3 separate regions of the Homo sapiens genome follow, and regions 1 and 2 are each linked to region 3. Evidence: chromatin contacts called from ENCODE Hi-C or POLR2A ChIA-PET data. All regions are on one chromosome and are shown on one strand. Each heading gives the region's core, a stretch centred on a gene start or an enhancer-like site at or near the end of the contact. The rest is flanking DNA. Distances are from core to core; before and after follow the strand shown. Region 1 holds the start of UBALD1 (UBA like domain containing 1). Region 2 holds the start of EEF2KMT (eukaryotic elongation factor 2 lysine methyltransferase). Region 3 holds the start of HAPSTR1 (HUWE1 associated protein modifying stress responses).

Region 1 (4,926 bases), core at 1,472-3,971, 4.5 Mb after region 3:
CAAGCAATTCTCCTGCCTCAGCTTCCCCAGTAGCTGGCACTACAGGCGTGTGCCACCATGTCCGGCTAATTTTTGTATTTTTAGTAGAGACGGTTTGACCAGGCTGGTCTGGAACTCCTAACCTCAAGGGATCTGCCCGCCTCGGCCTCCCAAAGCGCTAGGATTACAAGCGTGAGCCACGGCGCCCGGCCAATTTTTTTTATTTTTTATTTTTTGTAGAGACGAGGGTCTCACTATGTTGCCCAGACTGGTCGCAAACTCCTGGACTCTAGTGATCCGCGCCCATCTCGGCCTCCTAAAGTGTTGAGATTACTTACAGGTGTGAGCCATGGAACCCAGCTAATTCTCTGTTTTTTTGTTGTTGCTTTGTTTTTTGGTTTTTTTTTTTGAGACAGAGTCTTGCTCTGTGGCCCAGGCTGCAGGGCAGTGGCGCGATCGCGGCTCACTGCAACCTCCGCCTCCTGGGTTCAAGCGATTCTCCTGCCTCAGCTTCTGGAGTAGCTGGGATTACAGGCGACTGCCACCACGCCCGGCTAGTGTTTGTATTTTTAGTAGAGAACGGGTTTCGCCGTTTTGGTCAGGCTGGTCTCGAATTCCTGACCTCAGGTGATCCGCCAGCCTCGGCCTCCCAAAGTGCTGGGATTACAGGCGTGAGCCACTGCGCCCGACCCGAACTCAGCTAATTTTCTTAAAATGTAAATCTCTGTAGAGGCGTGTTCTCAAAGTCCTGGGCCTAGGCAATCCTCCCTCCTCGGACCCCGAGTAGGTGGGATTACAGGCCACCGCGCCAGCCCGGGAGGGCATTTTCCATCTTGCAAGGCTATACTCGTCCTCCGGGTTTCCGAAATTCGCTCCCAACCCCAGCCGTTCTCACAGCCCCCACCCGGCTATTGCTCTTCTGTCGCCCCACGCTAGGTCAGGGCCAGGAAAAGAGGAAAGACTCAACAAATAGTGTCTCAACGAAGGAGGCTGGGGCCAGGGGGCGCAAGGAGCCGGACCAAGGTCACCTAGAGCTGCTATGATCGCGCCTTACCGCCCCCGGGCGCTCGAAGCGGGCTAAAGCCTCACTAGCTGTCAGCAACGTCAACCGGAAGCGCCATGTGCCGGTCTGTAAACACCGCCCGGTCGCCCCGCCCCCGGCTCCGCCCCCGGCCTCCCCGGCCCAGCGCCCGCCCCCGCCGCCTCTTCATTGGGCGACCAGCTTTGTTTACCTTATATGGCCAGGTCCTAACACCCCGAGGCTGTCCATTGGTCGAGGCACGACCTCACTCAGCTGACGTCACCGGGACCAAACGATGCAAATAAACCGAGGCATTCTGGGAAAGGGAGTTTGGGGCCGCTCCGGAACTGGCTCTGCCGGGCCTTGGCGCCCGCCCGCTAAGGGCCGAGATTTCCGGCAAAGAGCACGAGATTTTGCGTGGGAAAGCGGGAGAACTGCTGGGAGGGGGACCCCGAAGCACCAGAGGCTGCTGGCCCCGCCAGCCTGTCCCAGGCGCCGTCCAGAGGGTCATGGGGCTACAGTGGGGCAGGCCCAGAGCCAGGCTAGGAAGGACCCATGCCACGAGTGGGCGATGAGAGATTGAGTGAGGAGAGCTAGGAGGCTAGCTATAGGCGGTGACGTGCGGCGGAGCTTTTAAGTGGCTCATTCATTCATTCACTGAACGAGTATTTGTCGGCGCCTACAGTGTGCCGGGCCTTTCAGCCTAGACCAGCCGATTTGGGCCAAAATTCCTAGAGACCCCTCTCTTAAGGGCGTGCCTACTATTTAACACAGAGCGATGCCAATCACAGAGGGGTTCAGGGTCCCTAGGTCTTAGCAAAGACGCCTGTGGCCCGGCGTTTGCGCCCATGCACAGATCTGTATGCCCCACCTTGGGACCCCAATTCGTGCCAGAGCAGGGGCACGGGTGCCACCGAGAGCAATGAGGGCGACATGGACGTGCCTGGCTCTGGTCACGGTCTGGACAGCTGCGCACAGTAGGCACTTAGCGTTCAGTCACAGTCCCCGGGGCATGGCAAAGACGTCTGTGGCCTGGCGTTTGCGCCCATGCACAGATCTGTGGCCCCGGCCTCTGGGCTCCTAATTCCCGCCAGAGCAGGGGCGTGGGTGCCACCGAGAGCAACGAGGGCGACGTGGACGTGACTGGCTCTGGTCCCAGCTCAGGCGCCTGCACACATTAGGCACTCAGTTTTCAGACACCGTTCCTGGGCCTTGGCAAAAACGCCTATGCACGAACCTGAGGCCCCCGCCTGCGGACCTCCATCCGTGCCAGAGCAGGGGCCGGGTGCCACCCAGAGCAACGAGGGCGACGTGGACTCCCCCAACCCTGGTCACGGCCCGGGCATCCACACACAGTAGGCGCTCACAGTTCAGACACGGTCCCCAGGCCTTGGCCAAGATCCTGTGGTCAGGCATTTGCGCCCATGCACAGACGTGGCCCCCGCCAGCGGACCCCCATCCGTGCCAGAGCAGGGGCACGGGTGCCACCGAGAGCAACGAGGACGACGTGGACGCGCCCGGCTCGGGTTACGGCCCGGACATCCGCACAGCGGGCGCTCGGTGCTCAGACACGCCCCTTCCCGGGCTTCGCGTCCCCTAGGGTGCCGGCCCCGCTCCCCCGGGGCGCCCGGCGCACCGTGGGGACTACATATCCCAGCATGCCGCGGCGCCGGCGGAGCGAGGCGAGGCGCGGTGAGTCAGAGCCGCACAGTAAATATTTGTATTAGCCGGAGCCGGCTCGCTAATGGTGGACGCGTGAGGCGGAGGCGCGGGCGGAGGAGGGAGGCCGGAGCGGGCAGCGCGGCGGCGCCATGTCCGTGAACATGGACGAGCTCAAGCACCAGGTCATGATCAACCAGTTCGTGCTGACGGCGGGCTGCGCGGCCGACCAGGCGAAGCAACTGCTGCAGGCGGCCCACTGGCAGTTCGAGGTGCGCGGCGCCGGAGCCGGGCGAGGGCCGGGGCCACGGGCGGAGTGTGTCCCGCGTGGCCGCCGGGCGGGGGCGGACGGCGTGGACGCGTGCCGGCTGTGCGCCCCCTCCGGGCCGCAGACCCGACCCGCTTTCCCGACGGCGGTGCCCGGCGTCCGGATCCCAAGGGCTCGCGGCGGGCGGAGGTGGGAACCGGGCCACCGGTCGGGGATACGCCGCCCCCGCGGGGCCGCGAGTCCCCCGGGATCGAGACGGGGACCCCCCCCACCCCTTTTGTCCGGGTAACGGCCGAGGGCCGGGCGGCCCCGCGGTGCAGACGGACAGTCGGGCGGGCGGCCGGAAGGAGGACGCCCCAGGCCTCGGCAGAGCTGGGCCGGAGGGCGGAGCCGCTCCGGGCGAGTGGTCCGAGGGTCCGCGTGCCTGGTGGGCGGTCGGCGGCGTGCGCACACGTCCATGTGCATTTGTGTTTACGCACGCACCGCGCCACGGCGTCGGCCGGGCACCGGGGAGGTGGCGGACCTGCGGGCACGTTGGCGCGCGTGTGAACGCGCAGCCCCCTGGTGCGTTTGGTGTGTGATCAACGCGTACACATGTGGCGGGTGTGCAGATGCCGCCCGTGCCCGGCACGGTGTGATGTGTGTACACGGCCTGGAGTGTAGGGGTGGCGTGTCGGAGCCCCACACTACACCACAGGGATGAGCGTGTATCCCCTTCAGAGGTGTGCCTGGGGACTCCGTGTGCGCGACTAGGTGCTCTCCTGGGGCTGGCAGGGGCATCTGTCCCTTTACCGGTGCAATGGGGAGGGTGCACACGGTTCACCAGCTTTCGGGCTAGCTGGGTAGGAGGTGATGCTGCCCCGGTCTGGCACCCACTCCCCCGGGCCTCTCCTAACCCATAGGACAGTAGTGCTCCTGGCTTGTGCTGCCCAGAGGCTACCTGGCTTTCCCTAATTCACCGACCCCAGGATTAACCCCATGGTGGTTGGTATCAGGGGATGAGGCCAGAGCCCTTTGAGCTGTGCCCCTCACAGGGGTAGGGTCATGGCCTCAGCCATCCCGGTACCATCTGTGCCCAGCCGGGGACTGGGAACCTGGTTTCTCCATGAGGAGCCATCCCAGGGCCTGCAGGAGGGACTAGAAGCCAGAGGACTCTGAGGCTCCGCTTCCTGGGGACTGCAGGGGGATCAGAATGTCCCAAGCTTGGGACAGTCTGGGAAGGCAGTGGCCATCCCATCCAGATGAGTACATCCCTCTCTCCTTGCCTACTTCCCTCCTACCAGCCGTCGCGGAGGCCACTGATCCTGTGTGGTGTTCACCCCAGGACGTGGGAGGCTGCTCTGTCCCTCTGGCCTTAGTTTCCACATCTGTATGGTGGGGTTGGGGGGCATGAGTCAGCTTCTGTTGGCCAGCTTACTGCCCCCTGTGCCCCAAGGCAGCCCCACCCGGAGGAAGCTCCCTGCTTCCCTCCTGGTCTCCACAGCCCTCATCAGCCCTGTTTGTGTCAGGGGCTGGATGTGGCAAAACTTGCAAAACCGCATTCATGGCAGTTACACATCTGCACGCAGGGTTCCCTCGCTGCCTGGGGCTGGGCAGGTAGGTGTCCGGTGGGAAGCGGGCCCTGCCTGCAGGACTCAGCCCAGCCCTCAAAACCTGGCACCCAGCTGGCACCCAGGCCACATCCCTCAGCGGCACAGTTAATTGAAAATGCAGCTTTGAGGAGTGCAATGTCTGGGGAAAGACTGTTCCCAGAGGGGCAGGAGCATCTGGGGCCTCTGGTGGCTCCCAGGGTCCCCATGGGAGGAGCCCTGTGCCCTCCACTCCCAAGTCTCAGTTGTGCCATCTGTAAAGTGGGGGCCGCCAGGGAGGCTGGAGGAAGGTGACGGGACTTCAGGCCTTGGAATGGGGCTGAGTGAGGGGTTCACATGGCCACCCCATCCCTCTCCACGCTCCACCCGCTGGCTGCATCCACCAGGCGGTGTTTCTGGGTCACATTTGC
Region 2 (4,615 bases), core at 1,815-4,314, 4.0 Mb after region 3:
GGCTCACGCCTGTAATCCCAGCCCTTTGGGAGGCCAAGGCAGATGGATCATGAGGTCAAGAGATTGAGACCATCCTGACCAACATGGTGAAACCCCGTCTCTACTAAAAATACAAAAATTAGCCGGGCATGGGGACGCGTGCCTGTAGTCCCAGCTACTCCGGAGGCTAAGGCAGGAGAATCGCTTGAGCCCGGGAGGCAGAATTTGCAGAAGCCGAGATCGTGCCGCTGCACTCCAGCCTGGCGACAGAGGGAGACTCTAGACTCTCTGAAACAAAAAAAATCCCTTCAGTGCCTTGATCCTTCCAGATTCAGATCCAAGAGAGATGACATTTGTCCCTCATCTGAACCCGCACACCAAGATAAAGATTTCTTCTGGCCAGGCGCGGTGGTTCACGCCTGTAATCCCAGCACTTTGGGAGACAGAGGCGGGCGGATCACCTGCGGTCAGGAATTTGAGACCAGCCTGGCCAACGTGTTAAAACCCTGTCTCCACTAAAAATACAAAAATGGCCCGGCATGGTGGCTCACGCCTGTAATCCCAGCTACTCGGGAGGCTGAAGCAGGAGAATCGGTTGAACCCGGGAGGTAGAGGTTGCAGTGAGCCGAGATTGCGCCATTGCACTCCAGCCTGGGCAACAAGAGAACGAAACTCCGTCTCAAAAAAAAAAAAAAGAAAAAAAGATTTCTTCTGTGCTCATGGCTCAGCTCTGTGGTCTGCTAGGGTCCTTCCTCAATCTGCTTGCAATCTATGGAATCAGGAAAGACTGAACCAACCTAGATTTATTAATATTTTAGTATAACATAATACAGTGTTACTTATTACAGCATTGACCGTATATGCCCTTTTGCTCCTTGGAGGAAAGGCAATTAATAGCTATTATGTGAGTTAATAAAATAAGCCCAGGATTTATGAGTGTAACTAACTTGTTACCATTGGTTTTCCTTGTCTCCTGCAGGCAGAGAGCTGATCAAAACAGCAAAAGCAAAGCAGTGCCCCTGGCCCAGTTCTGAAGCCAACCTTCCTTAAGCACCCAGACCCATCCCTGGTTAGGACTTGCTGTGGATTATCAGGTGACTCTATCTCAGGATACAGGGACTGAGAGGGTGTATGCAATATCTCAGACCCAGAAACTGTTGATTCTGTCTAAAAACACAGCAATAACCACATCCCACCCTCTTGATTTAAATGAAAGTGTTTGGGGGAATAAAAGATGAACCTTTTTTTTTTTCTTTGTCAGATCTTGAGCTCATTTGGTTCTGGTGGGGAACAACAGCTATGCGAGAACAAGTGTATTCTATTAGAATTAATTCCCCTCTTATTCTCATAGCTGAGCAGGGCTCAAGAGCCTCTCATCTGAAAGAGGTAATAAGATTTAATCTGTCTCCTCATCTACCTTCTGCAAGTATACTTTACAAATTAGCTCTCGGGACTCTTCCAAATGGAGTTTTATGAGGGATTTGCTAAGGTAAACGTTTTAGACTTTGAACACAGTTCAGATTTCAGGGGCAGTACTGAAATCTGAACTGTGTTGCTAACTGCCCTGCCTTTCAACTCAAGACACAATAACTTTGAACTAAATTAATTATATTTTTGTTGTTTTCCACTCTGTCCCCACGTCTATATCACCACCACCCCCAATCCCACCCCGCAGGAGCTAACTCCTCCTTCCTGTCCCTGCAAGATCAAAACTCCTCCTGCAAGCCCCGCTAGCTCTGTCTGCTCGCCTTCGTGGCAGATATCGCTATTGTACTTTTATACTCATTTGTGTGATAAATACTTCAATGTCCACTTCTTCCACGAGCCCCTGAGCCCCTGGAGGGCCTGGACCACACCTAGTTTTTCTCACCGTTACATCTCCCTTGTCAGGTACCTGGTAGGCGCTTAATAAGTATTTGGTGAACGAATGGCTTGTTTGGTGACAGTCCAAAGGCTGGGGGACAGAGGGAAAGCTCCCTCCTTTCGGACCCCAGACGGGTGGCGCTGATGGAGAGGAGGCTTGGATAAGGCCTCCAGGACCGAAGCGCGCACCCGTAGGGCCCCTGCCAAAAAGACCTTCCTGAAGGCGGAGGAACTGCGAGAGTGCCTACGTTGGCCCAAGGCCTGACCCGACGATCCCAGGGACCCTCGCCCTAACCGGCCCCGCCTCCCGGTCCCCAAACCCGGACTCGGCCCCGCCCTAAGCTCCGGATCCTGGGGCCCGCCCCTGGCCCCGCGTCGGCAGACCGTGGCCTCGCTGCTGGGCCTGCCTCAAACCCTCCACAGGTAACGCCTCCCGAACTTGAGCCACATTCCGATCCCCTCCTCAAACCCCTCCCCGTTTCCCACGCCCTGGACCCCTCGCTCCGTCTCGGCCCCGCCCCAAGCCCAGCTAGGTCTCGGCCCCTGAGCCCAGCCCCGACCGGCCTCCCAGTCCCTGGGTCCCTCCCGACACCGGCCCCTCCCTAAGCTCCGCCTCCCAGGGCCCGCCTCCTGAGCGCAGCCCGCAGCCCGGACTCGGCCCCGCCTCCCGGACCCTGGGCCCCTCCCCACGTCGGCCCGTCCTAAGCTCCGCCTCCCAGAGTCCGAGCACCGCCTGGCCATGTGCTACGACATAGTCAACGCCCCGCCCCGGCCCCGCCTCCTGAGCTCTTCTCTGGGTCTGGCCTTAGCGCCGCCCTAAGACCTGTCTCCTGGGCTCTGCTCCGAGTCTCGCCTCCTGAACCCAATGGCGTTTATCCCTGCCCTAATGCCCGCCTCCAGGACTCTTATCCTGCCCCCACGCAAGGCCCCGCCTCCAGGACGCCACCAACCTGGACGCTTCTGAAGCCCAGCTTCCAGGATCGCCCTATCCTGGCCCCGCCCCAGGACCCGCCAACCTGGACTCTACCCAGGACCTGCCCCCTACCCAGGACCTGCCCCAACGACGCTTATCCTGGCCCCACCCCAGGCCCCGCCCTCATAACAATCATCCTGGCCCCGCCCTAGAGTCCGCCCCCACGACGTTCCTCCTGACCCCCGGGGGACCCCCGGGCCCCGCCCCCTCTCTGCCCCCGCTCACTGCCCTGGGCCCGCCCCCTCTTCAGTCCAGGCCGGGCTTCCGCCCGGTCTGCCGGCAACGCTGCGGCCCCGCCCACGTCATGGCGCCCGAGGAGAACGCGGGGACCGAACTCTTGCTGCAGAGTTTCGAGCGCCGCTTCCTGGCGGCACGCACACTGCGCTCCTTCCCCTGGCAGGTGGGCGGCGGGGCGAGCGGAGAGGCCCGCGGGGCTCGCGGGAGTCCAGGGGCAGACGGGACGGGTCTCCGTGCTGAAGCCCCTGGCGCTCCCGCCACGTGAGTTCCTGGGCTCCCGCCGGTCAGGGCCGCGCGACCCGGTCCCCGTCCCTGGGGCCTGGCCAGAGTCGCTCGCACCCCTCCTGCCCCGCGAGCTGGCGGGGGAAGCTGGGGGCGTCTCCACAGCCTTGGGGGGCAGACGCGCGCTCGGTGTGGGGTACAGTTCACGATCATTTTCACGACTTTTTAAAGGCAGTAATCGTTCTGGTCACTGGGACACAGCTGCCCTCGCCCATTCTAAAAAGTCAGCGCCGTCAGGACCGCAGGTAACCACGTCCTCCTGAGCGCGGTGACCGGGTCACAGGCTGTCCCTCGTGCCTCAGTATTCTCATCTGTATGTTGAGCACTGCACAGAATCGGCTCATGCTCTGAGGCTGTCACGCCTGTGATGGAAGAGACAGAGAAGGGGGTGGCCTCTCCTCGCCCTGGGGACCTGCCATTCTCAGCACAGGCCCATGGCAGGCAGCAGCCTCCCTTCTGCCAGCAGAGGGGCTTAATGCACCCGGCCTCATTTGTAATTCATGTGCGGTGAGCTCACTGGGATGAGTGAGTTTGGATATATATTCCTCCCTGGGTCTGCCCCATTTTATGGGGTGTTGCTTAATCATTTGCGTTATTCCATTGACATAAAATATTTGCACTCAGAGATCATTTCTGGTCAAGAGAAATTCGTGCATTTTTAACCCAAAATAGAAACCTTCATAAAAGCATCATAGGTCTCCATTCAGTATTGACTGTAATTGTTCACATGCCCACGCTGAATGCTAACTTGGGCTCACCCTCAACACCCACGAGGTGGGTACTATTATTACCACTCACATTTGACCAGAGGGATTGTTTGATTAGGGTGCAGTAGTTGAGAGTTCAGACCCAGGAGACAGCCTGTCTGCTTCGAATCCTGGCCCAGCCCCTGGCCCTGTGTGACCTTGGGCAAGTGACTGCATCTCTCTGTGCTGTTTTCTTATTAATAAAATGGGGGATATAATGATACCTACCTCTTAGGGTTGTTGTCAGGGTTGAGTACAAAAGCCTGTGGATCAGTGCCTGGCTCATGGTAAATACATGTTGGTGTTAGCTAGTGTTTTTATTCAGTCTCAAAATGTTTAATAAATGCCTTCTGTGAGCCAGGCACCATGGATCAGCAGTACCCATGACAGATGAGGCTCTGCTTGCATGGGAGAGCCAGAGAATAAACAAATAAATAAACAAGAAAAGACCAGATGACAGTGGCTTTAAAGCCAATAAAACAGGGAAATAGTGAATGCGGGAACTGGGAAGAAGAGTCACCAAAGTCAGGGAATC
Region 3 (4,364 bases), core at 680-3,179:
ACATGCGCGCAGATGACTCCGATTAGCAAGCTTTCAAGCACTTCAAAACTATATAGACTGCCACGCTTTCAAATGCCTAACTCAAGAATCTTTTCCATAAAGTTCGTCCCACTTCCGACTGTAGTACAAAAAACATCAACTCTTATCTTCCCTCAATGTCTTTTCCAGAGGGAGGCAAGGCTCAGCCGTCTTCCAGCTCAACGCTTCTCAACCTGAGCACTACTGACTTTAGGGGCATGATAATTCTTCGCTGAGAGGGGGCCGGGGCGGTTATCTTGGGCACTGCAGGACCTTCAGCAGCCTCTATACACTGGGTGCCCAACAACAGCCCCTTCTAGGAGAAGCCAACCAAAAACGTCCCCAGGCGTTGCCATCTGTCCCGGGGGGCGGAGGGAGGTGTCAAAATCGCCTCCGGTGGATCTAGCTAGAGCACCGCCGCGATTCTCAAGTTGCAAGGTATTCAAGGTTAGCAGCTGGGCTGGGGAGCAGAAAACACACTTGGAACGCAGGGCAGACACCCTGACGCAGGCGGCCCTTCCCTGAATCGGCAATGCAGCAAGGTTATCTTTACCTTTGTAGAGATTGGTGACGGCGGTGGCTGCGTTTTGGAAGGGGACCCAGAGAGAAAGTCCTGGCTGCTGACACACTCGGTCTGAAAAGCAAGCCAAAAAAAAAAAAAACCAAAAAGAAAAAAGAAACACACATAGAAAGAGAAAGAAAGAGAACAAGAATGTTATTTGCGCGTCAATCACTCCGGAACGGCCATATTAGGTTTCGCCATTTTGTTCAGGGGTTTCGGGATCCCAAACCCAGTGTGAGGACCGGGGGGGCAGGGAGGTCGCGGCGGGGAAAAGGGGATGCCGCAGAGCTCAGGGGCACAGATCAGGGACGAGCCGCGGCGCAGGGAAGCGCCCCCCCTGGCAGTCCCCGCCCCGAGGCCGGCTCAGGGCACAATGGGGCCGCCCCGCCGTCTCCCTTCGCCATTTTGTGACGGGGGCTCCTCCTCTCCCGTCTCCGGGCCGAGGGGGACACCGGGTGGCCGGGCCCGGAGAGCGGGGACCCTCGGACCACCCCAAAGCGGGGCTACCCCCACGCCGGCTCTGGCCTGTCCCCCCAACCCCGGGCCTCCCTCCCGCGGCGCCATCTTGCGGGGAGGGGGCGGCAGGGCCGCGGAGCCACCGGCCGGGATCCCCGAGGCCGCCGCCGTCGCGGCCCCCCGAAGCGGCCGCTGAGCCGATAGGGCCGGGGCCGGGCCCGGGCGGGGGCGGCCAAGCGGTACCAAGATGGCGGCGGCGGCCTCACCTTTGTAGAGCTGGGCCACGGCGGTGGCCGAGTTCTGGAAGAGGTGCCACAGCTTCTGCTGCTTGTGCTCGGGCTGCGCGGCGGCCGCCGCCTCCTCCTGCAGCTCGGGGGGCAGCTGCTCGTCCTGTTCGGCCTCGGCCAGGCACTGCCGCTCCCACTTGGAGAACCAGTGCTCGGGCCCGTGCTCCTGGATCTCGGCCTCGCCCTCCTCCTTCCGCTCCTCCATCCTCCGCGGCCTCCCGCGGCCTCGCCGCCACCGCCGCCGCGTCCTCCTCAGGCGGGGCCCCCGCGGGAGCGTCGTCGTCAAGCGGCCCGGCGGCAGGGCCTGGCGACCGACGGCGCCTTCTCCTTTCAGCGGCCCAGGCCTCCTGCACCCCGACGGCCGGCGAGCCCCGCCCCGCGGCCCCGTGCAACCAGGGACGACCCCCGCCCCAGGCCTTCCCACCCCCGGGCCCGGCCGAAGGTCGCCGCGGACCAGATAACCGCTGCCGCCCCTCGCCTCGGCCGCCGCAGCCTGTCTAACGCCCCCCCATGGCGCTGCGGCCTCCCCACTGCCGCCGCCGCCGCTGATCGCCGAGCCCTCCGCGCAGCTCGGCCTGCACCGCGGAGCCCACCCCAAGACTGAGCAACGTCGTCGTCGTCGCCACCGCCGAGGACGGCTCTGCGGCTGCTGGTCCCCGCCCTACCCCGCCCACATGCTGACAGGAGAAGCACCGCCCACTGGGCCCAAGCTACCCTGCCCGGTTGAGGCGTGGCCGCTCCAAGGGCCCCTATTAGTCGGATCCGGCCGGTTCCGCGTGGCGGCTTCTGAGCACAGCGTCGTGATTGGTTCTTCGGCCTGTCTGCCTGACGTAACCAATTGGCTGGGGGAAGGGAGTGAATGTCAGGAAGGATGAAGGAGGAGGAGGGGGAGGAGCTGACAGTGGTTGCGTCCGAGCCAAGGGGGCGGGTGGGGGGTGGAGGGGAAGAGCTAGAAGGGATGCGCATGCGCACTTGCTCGCTGCTCCCCCCCCCGCTCAGGGGCGTTGAGTGGGGATCACGTGACGAGGCCCAGCGACCGCACCCCGCGGGAGCTTTTCCGGCGTGTACAGGCCCTGGGGGGATGCAAAGTCGAGTGCGGCTCCTGTGCCGCGGGCACTGAGAGGTATAGTGGGTGGTAGCGTGCTTACTCCAGCCCCTGGGGCTCCCAAAGGGAGGAGGGTAGTAGAGAAAGTGAATAAAACGCCCAACTCGTGTCCAAGTTTGCAAAGCGCTTTCCTATTCTTTTGAGTACTCCCCCTTTTTTTTTTTTTTTTTTGAGACGGGGTCTTGCTACGTTGTCGAGGTCTAGACTGCTGGCCTCAGGCGATCTTCCAGCCTCCCAGGGCGCTGGGATTACAGGCTTGAGCCACCGCGCCCGGCCCAGAGTCCCATTTCTTAGACGGGCAAATCGACCATCACAGCCAAAGAAAAACTTCCGAGTTGCGAAGTCGGCTCAGTTGCCCCTGCGCCCTGGCGTCCCCCGAGGACGTCGCGCCTTCCGGGTGGACAGGACCTCGGCGGCCGCCCGCGGAGCCAAGGATAACCCGACGGCCGACGGTGCCCGGTGCCCGCACGCGTGCGTCTGCGCCTTTGCGCGCGCGGCGGCCCCCGCACCTGTCCCGAAAAGCACACTCCCAGGCCACGTGCATGCCCCGCGTCACGTACCGGCCCCTGCCTTCCCCGGCCCGAACCCGCGTGGCGGTGCCGAGCGCTGCGCCCGCCCCTACTCCCCCCGCAGTGCGCGATAGCTGGACGCCCCTGCGGCTGCGCGCCCCCCTCCCCTGTCGGGGCTTTCTCCAGGGTCTGAGGCCCCGGAGAAGGCAGCAACGCAGACAGGCGGTGACCGCACAGAGGCAAAACCCACCATCCCCACCTACATGCCCACGGGAGGCACCATCCGGCCTGGAGCGGCGGAGGGCGCCGGCCAGAGGCAGCGTCGCCCGCAGCCTGCGATAGTGCGCTTGCACAGAGCAAGGCGGCTTTGGAAGAAAATCTGACCCCCTCACCGCGGCCTGCAAACCCCTGCAGGATCTGGCCCTGGCGCCTCTCACACAATCCCCTACTTGGCTTGTACCTTGCGCACTCCCCCTCTTCCCCACCTCGCCTGGACGCTCACACACTGGCCTGCCTTATTTCCCTGGGACACTAGGCTCTTTCCTGCCCCAGTCTGCTATCTCTGGAAGCTCTTCCTCCTCCTCTTTCCTCAGATAGCTCCTGTTTAGGAAGCCTACTAGGACAAGCCTAAAGTAGCACCCTTCACACTGTCTCGTATTGCCTGGTTATATTATTTCATAACATCAATCACTATCTAAAATGCTAAATTAGGCCTGGCGCGGTGGCTAAAAAACAGGTTTCCAATTGTAGGGAAGAATATAAAGTGAAAAGCAAACAAAAATCATTCTACCTACCTCATTCTACATCCTCCCAATCCTATTCCCAGGAAATAACTTGTGACCTTTGAAAACGGAGTTATGTGTACGTCGAGTGTGTATGTGTGTGTGTACCTATATACAAGTATGTCCCTTCTTAAGGAAAAAAAAAGATGATTTTATGTGTACTATCCTACAAGCCTTTTTTCCTTAACATAATTTGGATGTCTCCACATTGGGACCTAAAGACTTATTTATTCTTTTAAAATATTGCAAATAATTTCATTGTATGGATTCACTACAAAGTATTTTACAGGGCCCCTATTGATACAAATTTAGATTGTGACCAGTCTTTGGCTATTATAAACAATGCCATAATGAACATCTTGTACATATGTAATACAGTGAACATCCTTGCATATATACATATGTGTATTGAATATATATCCTCAGAAATAGTATTTTAGAGTCACAAGGTATATGAGTTAAATATTTTAGGAGGGTAGGCATGGTAGCTTACACCTATAATCTCAACAATTTAGGAGGCCAAGACGCAAGGATTGCTTGAACTCAAGAGTTCAAGACCAGCCTAGGCGACATAGTGAAACCCAGTCTCTACAAAAAAATACAAAACACAGCCAGGCATGGCGGCACACACGTGTAGTTCCAGCT

What was found. A loop is a pair of places that touch in the nucleus more often than their neighbours do. ChIA-PET counts read pairs that join two places held with the same protein, here RNA polymerase II (POLR2A). Pooled maps may share reads with other maps.
Region 1: a pooled map shows a loop between it and region 3 (13-fold over the local background). The contact joins the promoter of UBALD1 here to the promoter of HAPSTR1 in region 3. A Hi-C loop is called at or near these places in 2 of 37 single-sample maps with no recorded cell type and 5 of 50 pooled maps.
Region 2: a loop to region 3 is called in a map of naive thymus-derived CD4-positive, alpha-beta T cell, with 15 times the contacts of the local background. The contact joins the promoter of EEF2KMT here to the promoter of HAPSTR1 in region 3. A Hi-C loop is called at or near these places in 1 of 168 maps with a recorded cell type or tissue (naive thymus-derived CD4-positive, alpha-beta T cell), 3 of 37 single-sample maps with no recorded cell type and 11 of 50 pooled maps. POLR2A ChIA-PET finds 5 or more read pairs at or near these places in 3 of 52 experiments (HepG2, endothelial cell of umbilical vein and naive thymus-derived CD8-positive, alpha-beta T cell).

Annotation. Positions count from the first base shown.
Region 1 is chr16:4,612,683-4,617,608 of GRCh38, reverse strand. It overlaps UBALD1 (UBA like domain containing 1), which reads left to right and starts at 2,721. Exons shown (of 3, transcript NM_145253.3): 1 at 2,721-2,931. The coding sequence starts at 2,812. RefSeq lists silencers at 988-1,217, 2,461-2,700, 3,041-3,140, 3,181-3,290, 3,371-3,540 and enhancers at 1,268-1,527, 1,365-1,936, 1,937-2,509.
Region 2 is chr16:5,096,244-5,100,858 of GRCh38, reverse strand. It overlaps EEF2KMT (eukaryotic elongation factor 2 lysine methyltransferase), which reads left to right and starts at 3,064. Exons shown (of 8, transcript NM_201400.4): 1 at 3,064-3,215. The coding sequence starts at 3,120. RefSeq lists silencers at 2,074-2,613, 2,924-3,053, 3,224-3,383 and an enhancer at 2,820-3,445.
Region 3 is chr16:9,089,209-9,093,572 of GRCh38, reverse strand. It overlaps HAPSTR1 (HUWE1 associated protein modifying stress responses), which reads right to left and starts at 1,929. Exons shown (of 4, transcript NM_014117.3): 1 at 1,303-1,929; 2 at 572-652. The coding sequence starts at 1,528. RefSeq lists enhancers at 460-629, 2,899-3,764 and silencers at 780-1,279, 1,490-1,829, 2,000-2,069, 2,858-2,988.